Linked DNA regions of Homo sapiens: region 1 is linked to region 2. A link is an interaction called in ENCODE POLR2A ChIA-PET data of the cell type or tissue named here. Cell type or tissue: PC-9. All regions are shown on one strand.

What was found. Peaks named below come from ENCODE experiments on the same cell type or tissue, not always from the same donor. Only the 100,000 strongest peaks of a DNase experiment are listed, where the experiment ranks them.
Region 1: POLR2A ChIA-PET joins it to region 2 with 6 read pairs; 1 of 35 experiments calls an interaction of 5 or more read pairs at or near these places.

What each region holds. Positions count from the first base shown.
Region 1 is chr16:68,030,795-68,033,294 of GRCh38, forward strand. The region is part of intron 2 of DUS2 (dihydrouridine synthase 2); the gene reads left to right. Among named protein-coding and RNA genes, the nearest start is that of DUS2, 8.8 kb to the left of the region's middle. In PC-9, no CTCF peak of the experiment used is centred here; a DNase peak (open chromatin) is centred at 1,387; H3K27ac peaks cover 1,340 bases.
Region 2 is chr16:66,440,674-66,443,173 of GRCh38, forward strand. All of the region lies in intron 2 of BEAN1 (brain expressed associated with NEDD4 1), which reads left to right. Among named protein-coding and RNA genes, the nearest start is that of BEAN1, 15 kb to the left of the region's middle. In PC-9, no CTCF peak of the experiment used is centred here; a DNase peak (open chromatin) is centred at 1,458.

The sequences.
Region 1 (2,500 bases), 1.6 Mb after region 2:
AATCATGGCTCACTGCTGCATCGAACTCTTGGACTCCCAATGATTCTTCTGCTTAAGCCTCCCAGAGTGGCTGGGACTGCAGGCACCTTCCATCACTCCTGGCTAGTTAAAAAATATATATATATTTTTGGTAGAGATGGGATCTTGCTATGTTGCCCAGGCTGGTCCCAAACTCCTGGCCTTGAGTGATCCTCCTGCCTTGGCCTCCCAAAGTGATGGGATTACAGGTGTGAGCCACCTTGCCTGGCATAGACATTTTTTAGGACTATTGTAATTCAGATAAAATGCTCTGGAAAGAATACTTGCCCAGTAATGGCATCTCCACCAGTGAACTGAAGACAACTCTGGCTTTGATCCTCTAGGAAACTCATGAACTCTTTTTTTTCTTTTTTGGAGATGAGTCTCGCTCTGTCACCAGGCTGGAATGCAGTGGCGTGATCTCTCACTGCAACCTCTGCCTCCCGGGTTCAAGCGATTCTCCTGCCTCAGCTTCCTGAGTAGCTGCGACTACAGGCATGCGCCGCCACACCCAGCTAATTTTTGTATTTTTAGTAGAGACGGGGTTTCACCATGTTGGCCAGGATGGTCTTGATCTCTTTACCTCGTGATCCGCCTGCCTTGGCCTCCCAAAGTGCTAGGATTACAGGCATGAGCCACTGTGTCTGGCCATGAACTCTGTTTCTAAGCAACTTATATAAATCTCTCCCTTTCTGCCAATAAAAGCTTCCTTTTCCCCTTCTGTCACCAGATGTACTTGTGGCTTGCCCTTCTGTGCATCCTGGATTATAATCCTTTTCTCTCATTCTCAAATAAACTCAACATGTTTGGAGGTATTTTTCTTTAATGTCTTTTTTTTTTAAGGTTAACAGGATATTATGTCCATGTAACTGAAGTTAAGGTTATTATTTTTTATTTTTTGAGATGGAATCTCACTCTGTTGCCCAGGCTGGAGGGCAGTGGTGCGATCTTGGCTAACTGCAACCTCTGCCTCCCTGGTTTGAGTGATTCTCCTGCTTCAGCCTCCCGAGTAGCTGGGATTGCAGGTGCACACCACCATGCCTGGCTAATTTTTTTATTTTTAGTAGAGACAGGGTTTCATCATGTTGGCCAGGCTGGTCTGGAACTCCTGATCTCAGGTGATCCTCCTGCCTTGGCCTCCCAAAGTGCTGGGATTATAGGCATGAGCCACCTCGCCCAGCCAAGGTTACTGTCTAAGAAATTGAGCGTAATAGAGGAGACCAGCCCTTAAAAGGAATGGTAGAAGAGATTGGAAATGAGTGACTAAAGTGGTGATGTGGGTGTGATCTCAGGGTGGGGTGAGTGGTTGTGGCAGTAACTGGGAAAGGCATGGGGGCTGCCTAGTTTTTCTCAGAGGAGCCTCCTTAGAGGCAGGGTGTGTCAGGCACCTCTGACTGAGTGCCAGAGGAAGTTGCCAGACCAACCACCCTACAAGAGGCTGTCCTCTTGGCTACCACAGTGGTAAGTATTCAGTCACACCTTACTAAGCAGCCTCTAAAGGTCATGTACCTGGCTCAGTGCTAGAAATCTGGCAGTGAACTAAGCAGCCACACTCCTGTTCTTGTAGAGCTTGTTGTCCTGGTGGTCTCCAGGAGGAGCTGAGGATTGAACAAGAAACTACAGCAGTCAGTGTGGACACATGGAGTGTAACTGAGCTGCAGAGAAATGTAGGGTGTTTGGAAAGCATGGGACCAGGGACCTGAATTTGATTTTCTGTAGGGACGTATCTTCACAAAGGGGGCATTCAAGGACAAGGGGACCTTAGCATGGGCATGCATGACTGAGTTGGAGGAGTATTCCAGACAGAACTGCAAGTGGGCAGGCCCCAGGGAAGCAGACAGTTTGGTGTGGGAGACTTTAAAGGAAGGCCAGGGTGGCCGGGCACAGTGGCTCACACCTGTAATCCCAGCTCTTTGGAAGGCCAAAGTGGGTGGATCACCTGAGGTCAGGAGTTAGCTGGGTGTGGTGGTGGGTGCCTGTAATCCCAGCTACTCGGGAGGCTGAGGCAGGAGGCTGAACCTGGGAGGTGGAGGTTGCAGTGAGCTAAGATTGCGCCACTGCACTCCAGCCTGGGCAACAGAGTGAGACTCCATCTCAAAAAAAAAAAAAAAAAAAAAAAGGGAATGCCAGGGTGGCCAGGGCCGAGAGGGAGGGTGAGAGAGACACAGGTGAGGGTGAGGCTGGAGAGGTGGGTAGGGACTGATCATGCAGGGCCTTGTGGGCCATTAGAAAGGTTTAGGATTTTTCCTAAAGTCAGTGGGAAGCCATTGAAAGGTATAAACGGGGGAGTGGTATTATCAGAGTTGCCTTTTTAGGATCCCATGCTGGCAGAATGGATAGGAAGGGGCAAGTGTAGATTTTGGGAGACACATTTGGGGGCTGTGCTAAAGTCCTGGCAACAGATGAGCGGAGGGTTTCTGGTGCGCAGTTGTGGCCATTGGCATGTAGTAAAGCATGTGGGTTAGTTATATTTTGAAGGTTA
Region 2 (2,500 bases):
TCAGCGGCAGCCTCTAGGCCAGTAGCTTCCAACAGTCTCTCCCACCCTAGTTTCTTCCTGGGCTTTCTATTCCTTCTTCCTCCTGCTGTCTGTCTGCCTTGGGCAGCCCCTACCCCTAACCTGAGTTTCAACCTGACCCAAACTGAATTCTTTGTCTTCCTCTCTAGGCCAGCTTTGCTTGATTTTGCTGTATTGGTTTGGGGCGCTCAAGTCAGAAATCTGGAAATGAACCTCAGTTCCCCTCCTATCATACATCCATCACTGCCAGCTGCCCAAGGAGACCCTTGGGGTTCTGAATTGGCTCAACAGATCATCATTCTGACCTGGCCCCCATCTCGGCCCCCACTTCAGATCAATCTAGAAATTGCTCATTCATTAAGTCTCTTCTGCGTGTTCACTTGTTCGTGCCGCCAGTGGACGGTGAACATCCAGAAAGCAGGGGCCATGCCTGCTGGGTTCCCAGTTCGCCCGCACCACCGTGCTCAGTGCCTGGCACATAGGAGGTGCTCAGTGTTTATTGAGCAACTGAACAAGCGAATGAGTCAAGATGAAGCAAATGCTTTGTGGACAGCCTCCATGGCTCACAGACCAGAGGCCCTCACACAGGTTCTGGGAGGGATGCTGGACCCTGAGCGCTCCAGACCCCCCAAAACAGACATAGGAACACTCAGGAAGGAAACCCGGAAATCCCAGGAGGGCACTCACATGGACACACACCCCTGTTTTTAATTCCTCATTCCAGATCTGGAGCTGTTGTGCACTTAGATACATACAGAATTCCTTTAACTTCCTTAGCCCCCAAAATAAGCTTGCCAGGTACATGTGAAGATACTGAAGCCCCCACAAAATGGGAAAATTAGAGTAGGAGCCCCACCCTGTTCCCATTTGGGCTTCTCCACCCCTACTCCCTGCCAGGTTAGAAGAGTAGCCAGAAAAGTCTGCAGAAGGTAAAACAAGCCCAAACGTTTCCCAAGCAAGACCCTGCCCCTAGGAGTCAGTGCACGTGAGGTCTGGAGAAAGTGAACAGCTATGCCCACCAAGTGCAAGGTGGCAAGGTGAGCGGCACCAGCCCACCTGTAACCCAGGTCTGCCAGCTTCCATGGCTGCAGGCCCTGGGGGAGCAGGCTTGTCCATCAGCCCCTCAGGAGTCCAGCAGGCATTAATCGGCCAGGCTGGGCTGACCCCTCCTAGGCACTGCTCACACCCCAACTTCCCCACCCCTCAACACCGTCTTACTTTCAGGCATTTCAGCTCATCCCTGCCCCTCATGGAGATAGTGCCAGCAGCTCTTATTAACTCCCTCCTTTCAATTTGGCAGATGAGAAGACCAAGGCAGAGGAAGGAGGCAAAAACAAGAAAGGGGGAGGCAGTCAAACCCTGACCCAGGGCAGCCCAGAGGGGTTTTGGCCAAGTGGCTGCAAGAGGGAGATCAGTTTCTCTGCCAGCAAATACCAAGCCTGTGAGCCATTTCCCAGCCTTCAGAGGACCTGCCTCAAGCCTTGAGTGAGTAGGAGAACCAGCCTGGCTCTTCAGGAAGGCTGGAGGTGGAGGAGCCTTCTCCATCAGGCCCCAGCTGGGAAAGGTGGCCCAGGACTCCCCCAGGATGCAGGCTCCAAGAGCAGATGCTTCACAACCTCTTTCTGCCACCAGCTGATGGCAGCTCCGTGGAGCTCCCTGAAAGATGGGGCAGCCCGCCTCCCTCTGGCCTTTGGGAACAGATCTAAGGAAGGAGGGGTTTGGGGGCCCCAGAAGAGACTAAGTCTGTAGTAAAGCAGGAAGAAGAAGGGTGGGAGGTAGCATCTGATCATCCACAGAGAAGTCAAGTGGGGCTTGTCTCTGCTGGGCTCATGGTGGCTGCCTGCAGGCTGGCAGGAATCGCAGCCAGGCAAGGCCTCTGGGTGGGCTTGGATCTCCCTCAGAGATGGTATGATATACAGTGTGTGGGTTCCAGTGCAACCTGGCCCTGCTTCTTATCAGCTGGGGCAAGCAGCCTAATTTCTAAAAACCTCAATTTGCTCATCTATAAAATGGGAATAACAATAGCACCCTTTTGGTTTGGTGCTCGAAATTGACATGCTACACGGAGAGTCTAGCTTGGTGCCTGGCACTGAGAAGATGCTCAAGAAATTTGAAAGTCTTGTCCTTTTGGCTACCTTCTCCCTACACAGGTCTGTATTGAGGGAGAGGGGGAAATAGAGAGAGATAGGGACTCTTGGAGATGAATTTGGGGTTCAGACCAGATGTTGGTGTTTTTCGCTCTGCTCATTGTGACAGTTATCTCTGCAGAGACCTAGCTACCAATAGAAGAAAGGACTTGAGGGCAAGGAGGGCAAACGATGGCACACACTGCAAAATTCACCACTTCTGCGCTCAGAGCAGACATCACTAATCAATTGTAGCACTCTTTCCCACTGAGCTGGAACACATGCAGACACTGCCCAATGATCTCTAGCCTGTGAAATGAAACCATTATCCATCCTTTGCTGAAGTGTGACTTTGG